Regions from separate parts of the Homo sapiens genome. Here all the other regions are linked to region 3. A link is a contact called in ENCODE Hi-C or POLR2A ChIA-PET data. All regions are on one chromosome and are shown on one strand. The core of a region is the stretch at or near the end of the contact, and the rest is flanking DNA. Distances in the headings are between cores, read along the strand shown. Region 1 holds the start of RPS14 (ribosomal protein S14). Region 2 holds the start of IRGM (immunity related GTPase M). Region 3 holds the start of MYOZ3-AS1 (MYOZ3 antisense RNA 1).

Evidence for each region. A loop is a pair of places that touch in the nucleus more often than their neighbours do. ChIA-PET counts read pairs that join two places held with the same protein, here RNA polymerase II (POLR2A). Pooled maps may share reads with other maps.
Region 1: a map of gastrocnemius medialis shows a loop between it and region 3 (2.2-fold over the local background). The contact joins the promoter of RPS14 here to the promoter of MYOZ3-AS1 in region 3. A Hi-C loop is called at or near these places in 4 of 168 maps with a recorded cell type or tissue (GM13977, aorta, gastrocnemius medialis and 1 more) and 1 of 50 pooled maps. POLR2A ChIA-PET finds 5 or more read pairs at or near these places in 6 of 52 experiments (K562, OCI-LY7, RWPE1 and 2 more).
Region 2: a loop to region 3 is called in a map of adrenal gland, with 2.7 times the contacts of the local background. The contact joins the promoter of IRGM here to the promoter of MYOZ3-AS1 in region 3. A Hi-C loop is called at or near these places in 2 of 168 maps with a recorded cell type or tissue (A673 and adrenal gland), 3 of 37 single-sample maps with no recorded cell type and 9 of 50 pooled maps. POLR2A ChIA-PET finds 5 or more read pairs at or near these places in 2 of 52 experiments (WTC11 and activated naive CD4-positive, alpha-beta T cell).

The regions. Positions count from the first base shown.
Region 1 is chr5:150,448,340-150,451,052 of GRCh38, reverse strand. RPS14 (ribosomal protein S14) reads left to right here and starts at 1,314. Exons shown (of 5, transcript NM_005617.4): 1 at 1,314-1,350. RefSeq lists enhancers at 926-1,245, 859-1,797.
Region 2 is chr5:150,845,143-150,847,883 of GRCh38, reverse strand. It overlaps IRGM (immunity related GTPase M), which reads right to left and starts at 1,363. Exons shown (of 2, transcript NM_001145805.2): 1 at 664-1,363; 2 at 1-175. RefSeq lists a silencer at 483-777.
Region 3 is chr5:150,671,219-150,674,135 of GRCh38, reverse strand. It overlaps MYOZ3-AS1 (MYOZ3 antisense RNA 1), which reads left to right and starts at 1,667. Exons shown (of 4, transcript NR_186487.1): 1 at 1,667-2,020. MYOZ3 (myozenin 3) reads right to left here. Exons shown (of 7, transcript NM_001122853.3): 4 at 2,486-2,539; 5 at 2,228-2,381; 6 at 1,634-1,796.

The sequences.
Region 1 (2,713 bases), core at 65-2,564, 220 kb after region 3:
AGAATAAATTTTTTTTTTTTTTGAGACAGGGTCTCGCTGTGTCACCCAGGCTGGAGCCACGGGATATATTTATATATTTAAAATATATTTATAATATTTATATAGTATGTAATACAAAAATACTATATATATTCCATATAAATATTACATATAGTACATAGATAAAATGTATCTACCGCTTGCCTAGCTCTGTGAGGTACACTTCTTGGCCCTTCCCCACAGCTCCGACATATTCTCCCAAGCCTTCAAGGTCCTTCAATATTGTTATTAGAGGCTGGGCACGGTGGCTCACGCCTGTAATCCCAGCACTTTGGGAGGCCGAGGCAGGTGGATCACGAGGTCAGAAAATCCAGACCACCCTAGTCAACACGGTAAAACCCCGTCTCTACTAATACACACACACAAAAAATTTGTCGGGCGTGGTGGCACGCGCCTGTAGTCCCAGCTACTTGGGAGGCTGAGGCAGAATAGCTTGAACCTGGGAGGCAGAGGTTGCGGTCAGCCGAGATTGCGCCACTGCACTCCAGCCTTGGCTACAGAACAAGATTCGGTCGAAATATATACATGTATATTGTTATTAGAGGGCTATGTGGAAGTAGCTATTAAACACGAGGGCTTTGAAGCTAGAATTCCAAACCCTTCTGCAAAGGTGTGCTCTCAGTTAACATCCTTTATCTGTAAGAGGGAAATCAAAATTATTTGATAATGTCTTGAGGAGTAAATGAAGCAATGCATATAAACTGTTTAGCCCAGACCGGTCTGAAAATACATATTGAATAATTTATTCTTATTTTGCCCATTATATAATATGCCAAAGTAAGTGATTACGGTGTGTTTTCCCCGACTATGTTGCCTAGGCTGGCCTCGAACTACTTGGACGAAGCGATCCTCAGCCTCCTGAGTAACTGGGACCACAGGCCGGCGCCACCCTAGCTTTAATTAAGGCCGTTTTGTTGTTGTTATTCCCCTGCTCCACACAAGGGGCGCTGCCGCTCCAAGGCTGCCAGGGCGGGAGTCAGGATGGCGGAAGTCTGTCTAGCCACGACCACCGCCATCATGGAATACAGGCCCACCTCACCCCGCGGGTGTAGCCGCTTCGTACTGTCGCTTAGGCCGACCCGCTCGCAGCGACAACCAGCCCTCTACCTCTTTTCGCTCTCCCTTAAGTAATAAACCGTCTTTCCTTATGACGAGTCTTAAACTCTTTGGGAGGAATAATGCCGGCGTCTTCCGGAACCCGACCTCGCCCCGTGACCTCAGAGGTATACTTCCGGGACACGGAAGTGACCCCCGTCGCTCCGCCCCCTCCCACTCTCTCTTTCCGGTGTGGAGTCTGGAGACGACGTGCAGGTAGGAGGCCCGGGCGCGACAATCGGGGGGCATCCTGCGGCGAGGGGACCCTGTGGGGCTTGGGACGAGAGACGGGGGTCTTTCCGTGGGAACCGAGCTAGGTGCCGGGCAAGAGACGCGCGGCTGGCCCACCTGGATCCTGGCCAACTCGGGATTGAGTTCGTTCCTGGTCTCAGAAGGCCCGTTTTGCTTTCAGGGAGGAGCTTGTGAAGTAAGGGTGAGTGCGGGTCCAGCCTTTTAAGGCCTCGGCCCCGCAATACGGCCACGGCCACGGCCGCGTTTGAGCTGCACAGCGTAGTTGAGGGAACCCGGGACAGACGTGGGCTCCCGCCTCTACCTCGCCAAACTTTTTTCTTGGTGATCGCAGGCCCACGCCTAATCTCGTTTGTTTCCTCGTTTGCAAAATAGGAATAACAATAGCACCGATCCCATGGGTTTGTAGTGATCATTCAAAGAAGGAAAGCAGGGAAAACTCTCGCACTATGTTGGATGCTTCTAAATCTGGGCGATTCTTTCCGTTGCTGAGTCGGGCACGTTGCAAGTTCTGGGCGCTCAGGGCCCAGCACCAATGTTTGCTGTGCGCTTGCCCTGCGTTTATATACTCCTGATGACCACTCTGCTCGTTACTTTAGGGGATGTTAGGAACGGAGAAACTGCAAATTGGCATTTACTGAATGGCCATCATGCCGAAACATACTCATGCTTACGTATTTGAGATATGCTGGAGCCTTTCTATGCTTCTCGAGGCAGAACTTTGGGCTTCTCTCCTGTGGCGCGTTCCTTACAATAGTTAACGCACTGGGTCGTGCTCATTGGTCTGATTTGAAGATAGGAACATTTAACTTCGTACACCCAAGACTTACACTTGAAGTACTTACTGTGGTCACACACTTAACTAAAGTTTATATAGGGAAGGCAGAGGAGAGATCTAGGAACACCTGAGACAGACTAGGGTAGTTATTTGTGGTGTAGAGGCATCTTGGCAGGAGGCAGAGAGTGCTGGGCTGGGAGTCAGGACACGTTGTTTCTATGTTTGGTTTTGCCACTGTCTTTACTGTGACCATAGGCTGAGACACTCTCTATCTTCACCATCTGCAGGATATCGATTAGTGTTAGTGTCTTCTGAAAATGTTAAATTGTTCTGAACACCAGGAGGTTCAGAAGGCCTGGGGCTTTAGGCCGGAAGCAGTCTTATCCTAGCCTTCCACTTTCTCATTCATTCTCACCCGCCTTCCTCCTGTCAGTTTCTCTCTCCCTTAGATCTTGTGACAGTATGATTGCAATTATTATGAAGGTCATAATAGGTTAGAGTTATTTAGTCTCAGGACCCATCAGATTTCTGAGATGGGTCTTTTCCATTAGC
Region 2 (2,741 bases), core at 114-2,613, 170 kb before region 3:
TTGCAGTGAGCTGAGATCACGCCATTGCACTCCAGCCTGGCAACAGAGCAAGACTCCATCTCAAAACAAACAAAACCCAATGCTTATGGTGTGGCAAAAAGAGGTTAAGGATGCAGCTAATAGAGTGTGAGGGGCACTTGGGACACTCTGTCGTATCTGTGGGCACTGGAGTAAGCTGCGGAAGTAGAAGAGCAGGTGAGTTAGGATGGACAGGGTACACATGAATCATCTGACTTTTAGCATCCCCAGCCCTCAACGAAGACTGCAGCAGACGATCTTGACTGAGTGTTCTTTGATTGTTTTTATTCAAGCAATGTGCACATTTCTTCAGGGAGCAAGAAAGGTAGGGTCCCTGAGGAACGCCCTGAGGCCGGTTGTGCCTCCGAGTCAGCCTCCAAAGCAGGCATGTGGCCATGAGATGGCTTGAAAAGCAGAGAATGAACCAAGTCTCCTGAAAAGCCCAAGAGGTTTTTGTCTTTCCCTCTTTTACTCTATCCTAATATAGGTCTGCTCCTTCACAAGTTTCAGTACATATTTCAAGACCAAAACCAGACAAGTAAAAGTGACCTATATATTTCTCTGCTGAAGATGGCGCCAGAGGACATAAAACATCCAATTCCCATTGCTTACTTGAAGCTGTGATCATCCCTGTTTAACACTTACCTCATCAGGCGGGGGAGCACACGTGCAGAGCAGTACTGAAATGCTGCAATATACGTGAAGTAAGCCACCAGCCTTTGACCCCCGAGCTTCCATTAAGACTGTCATGTTGGGCCCAACTGAAGTGAGGGAGAGGAGGAGACAGCATACTCAAATGCTCTGCTCTTTTTCAAGGCAGTGATTAGACAATTGCTTATCATTGCATTCGCCAAACCTGGCTCTTGCAGGTTCCACAAGGGGCCAGGTATTTGAGACTGATTAAAAGAAGGTGATGTGATTTCCTACTCCTACCGGAATTGGTGGGTTCTTCGTCTCACTGACTTCAAGAATGAAGCCACGGACCCTCGCGGTGAGTGTTACAATTCTTAAAGGCTGCGTGTCCGGAGTTTGTTCCTTCTGATGTTTGGATGTGTTCAGAGTTTCTTCCTTCCGGTGGGTTCGTGGTTTCACTGACTCAGGAGCGAAGCTGCAGACCTTCGAAGTGAGAGTTACAGCTCTTCAGGCGGCGAGTCTGGAGTTGTTCGTTTCTCCCCGGGGGGTTCGTTGTTTCACAGGTTTCAGGAGTGATGCTGCAGACCTTCACGGTGAGTGTTACAGCTCATAAAGGCAGTGTGGACCCAAAGAATGAGCAGCAGCAAGATTTACTGCAAAGTGCAAAAAAACAAAGCTTCCACAGCATGGAAGGGGACCTGAGCAGGTTACCACTGCTGGTTCGGGCAGCCTGCTTTTATTCTCTTATCTGGCCCACCCACATCCTGCTGATTGGTCCATTTTACAGAGAGCCGATTGGTCTGTTTTACAGAGAGCTGATTGGTCCATTTTGACAGGGTGCTGATTGGTGTGTTTACAATCCCTGAGCTAGACACAAAAGTTCTCCACCTCCCCACTAGATTAGCTAGATACAGAGTATAGATTGGTGCATTTGCAAACCTTGAGCTAGACACAGGGTGCTGATTGGTGTGTTTACAAACCTTGAGCTAGATATAGAGTGCCAATTGGTGCATTCACAATCCCTTAGCTAGACATAAAGATTCTCCAAGTCCCCACCAGATTAGCTAGGCTCAGAGTGCTGATTGGTGCATCCACAAACCCTGAGCTAGACACAGGGTGCTGATTGGTGCATTTACAATTCCTGAGCTAGACACAAAAGTTCTCCATGTCCCCACTAGATTAGCTAGATACAGAGGGTCGATTGGTGTGTTCGCAAACCCTGAGCTAGACACAGGGTGCTGATTGGTGTGTTTACAAACCTTGAGCTAGATACAGAGTGCTGATTGGTGTATTTACAATCCCTTAGCTAGACATAAATGTTGTCCAAGTCCCCACCAGACTCAGGAGCCCAGCTGGCTTCACCCAGTGGATCCTGCACCAGGCCGCAGGTGAAGCTGCCTGGCAGTCCCCGGCCATGCGCCTGCACTCTTCAGCCCTTGGGCAGTGGATGGGACTGGGCGCCGTGGAGCAGGGAGCGGCGCTCATAGGGGAGGCTCGGGCTGTGCAGGAGCCCACGGAGTGGGGCAGGGGAGAGAGGCTCAGGCATGGCGGGCTGCAGGTCCCAAGCCCTGCCCTGCGGGGAGGCAGCTAAGGCCGGGGAGAAATCCAGCACAGCAGCTGCTGGCCCAGGTGCTAAGCCCCTCACTGCCAGGGGCCATCGGGGCCGGATGGCTGCTCTGAGCGCGGGCCCGCTGAGCCCACGCCCACCCGGAACTCGTGCTGGCCCGCAAGCGACGCCCGCAGCCCCAGTTGCTGCCCGTGCCTCTCCCTCCACACCTCCCCACAAGCTGAGGGAGCCAGCTCCGGCCTTGGCCAGCCCAGAAAGGGGCTCCCACAGTGCAGCGGCGGGCTGAAGGGCTCCTCAAGTGCCACTAGAGTGGGCGCCAAGGCTGAGGAGGCTCCGAGAGCCAGCGAGGGCTGCGAGGGCTGCCAGCATGCTGTCACCTCTCACTAGCATGGCCTGGCAGGTCTGTTTCACACACTCATTGTGAACACACACAACACTGCACACAGCCACTCATACCTGGTGTGCACACTCACCCATGCCCAGCCATGTTTACTTACCCCCCCACACACACACTCTCACTCAC
Region 3 (2,917 bases), core at 418-2,917:
ACAGCGCATGCTAAGCCCAATTCTTCCCATCAGGAAGTCTCTGCCTATTCAGATATTTGAGGGCAGTCACATCCCTCTGGAGCTGTCTCTTCTCAAGGCAGATCACCCCCAGTTCCTTCAGCCCTTCCTCATATGTGCTGATTTTCCAGGCCTAGCTAGGCTCTGGCGCCCACCCGTCTGTCTTAGACAGACCCAGTCTCCACGTGTGGTCTGAGCAAATGCCAGAAGAGCAGGACCGTGGCGTCCTCTCTGTGGACTCCCCTTTTCCTCACTAAATGCAGCCCAAACCAGAGGAGCATATTCAAAAATAGCACCAGACCAAGGAAGCCAATGCAGTTAACATGCACTCCTCAGCCCAAGGCCTTCCCCCAGTGCCAAGCTCCTGTCTTGATTCCTATGGTTTGTTTTCAGGCCCTCAGTGCAGAATGGTAAATGTATCCCTTTCAAGCTCTCCCCTGTCCAAACTTCATCTCAGCTGTAAATAATAATCATAATACGCCGGGGGCGGTGGCTCATGCCTGTAATCCCAGCACTTTGGGAGGCAAAGGCGGGTGGATCACGAGTTCAGGAGTTCGAGACCAGCCCGGCCAACATAGTGAAACCCTGTCTCTACTAAAAATACAAAAAATTAGCCGGGCACGGTGGTGGGCGCCTGTAATCCCAGCTACTAGGGAGGCTAAGGCAGGAGAATCGCTTGAACCCAGGAGGAAGAGGTTGCAGTGAGCTGAGATTGCGCCATTGCACTCCAGCCCGGGTGACAGTGTGAGACTCCGTCTCAAATAATAATAATAACAACAACAACAATAATAGCTATTGTTTGTTGCAAGTGTCTTACTTGCCAGAAACTTTACCTATGGCTTCTCGTGTCATCTCCATAGCAACTTTATGAAGCAGGTACTATAAACCCCTCATTTTACAGGTGGGGCAATGGAGGCTCAGAGAGGTTAAGTCACTTGCCCAAGGTCAACACGGGCAGGCCTGGGGTCTGCATTCAAGTCCACGTGGAGGCCTCACGCTCTAAACCCATATAGGCCACTGCGCTGTGGCCCTCACTCTGGCGTCCAATGTTTCACTGCCACTCTCCACTTTGGGGCAGCCTCAAAGCTACCTTGTTGGCCTCTTCTAGGCCATTGGTGAAAGGAAAAGCTGAGCTGGCCTCGAACTGCTGAAATCTGGGGACCCCTCAGAGAAGGACACAAATCTAGATGTTCATCAAAGAGGTAGCACACAGCAGCCATGGAGAACAAGGCACTGGGCTCTGGAGTCAGACAAACCCAGACCTGAATCCCGGCCCTGCCGGTGCTTCCTTGTTTTGTGGCTTTGGCCGGGTTGTTCATATTCCTGAGCCGCAGCCTCTTCATCTGCAGAACAGGAAAACTCATAGCACCCGCCCACCATGTCCTGGAGAATATCCAAGATGTGCGGCACCTTCACTCTTCATTTCTCCCACGTTAACTGAGCACCTACCAGGTGCGGAGGCGCTGTTCCAGCCAGAGCTCAGTCAATGAATAGAAAGCGCTGGGGACAGAGCCTGGCCTGCAGAAAGTGCTCAGGAAACGCAGGCTCCCGCTGTGGCTGTGACTGGCTTCCCGCCCCTCCCGGTCTGTCCCCCGGGCTGCCCGCCCCGCCTTACTTGTTGAAATTTCGGTAGTCGTTGGGGCTGGGGGTGTGACTTCGGCCATCGCTCTGGTAGTCCCGGTAGCTGACGAACTCCTGCCAAGGGCAGCGGTAGCCCTTGGAGATGGCGGTGTGGTTGAACTTCTCTGGCGGGACGCCCTTCAGCGGCTCCGCATAGCCTAGGGGCGCGGGGGGAAGGGAGCGCCTCCGTTCTTCCACCCTCAGCCCCCAACCCCACCTCGCCCCACCCCCATTCCGCGGACGCGGTTGGAGGAGGGAAGATCGGAGTTAGGGGAGAGGACGGCGGGAATGGGAAGCCACAGTTGCTCCAGCACAGGAGACCCCTCCCCATCCCAGGAAACACGGAGGACTGCAGTGAGGAAGCCACGAGTTCGCAGCGCGGGTTGGTCTTGGCCTTGGCTGACTCGCTGTGTGACCTGGGGCGCGGCGCCCCTCCGGCTCGTGGTCTGGCGAGGGGAGTGCGCGCGTGCGCGTGTGTGTTGGGGAAGGGGGCGGACTAGCCTTCTGGGTGCTCTTCCTGCCCCATGGGGAGCACACCCATGCTTCAGGCCCCCCAGCCCTGGTCCCGGGACCCGAGGAGGCCACTCACCTGGCGCCAGGGCGCTGGGGCTGGGGACGCACCCAGCAGGGGCGGCTGCAGGGTGGGCGCCCTCGGGACCCCCGAGTGAGGCCCCGGGTGAGGCCGGGAAGATGTGGAGCTCCGAGCGGTAGTTCGGCCCCTCAGGGCCATTGGCATTGGCAACCTGGGCACAGGGGCGGGTTCTCAGAGGCCACCGACGACCTCCCGCCCCCAGCCGCGCTCCCCTTCCCCCAGCTTCCCTTCCAGGGAGCTCCCCTCCACGCTCACCGTCCCCGACTCCGCTGTTCCAGTCACCTTCCTCCTGGCGCTTCCGGCCAGCATCTGGGAACGAGGGGGTAGAATAAACCGCAGAGAAGCTCAGCGGGGCAGGGGACCAGGGTTCTCCCTCCACCAAAAAAAAAGGTCGGGGGGAGGCAAGAATCCTAACGCCCATCATCGGGGAACAAGGATGAGTTACTAGTTTACAACGCTAAACCCAGTGCCTGGGACCGAGAAATACTCGATATATGTTAATTGCTATTGTAATGCCGAGTCCGGGCAAGATACTTAATTTCCCTGAGCCTCAATGTCCTTCTCGATAGAATGAGGATGATGGTGATGAAGATCTCTTCCTCAGAGGGGTCTATGAGCATTAAATGAGATACCTGCAAAGTGCTTAGCTAGCATTGTCTTAGGCACATAGCAAAGGCGGGTGTTTTG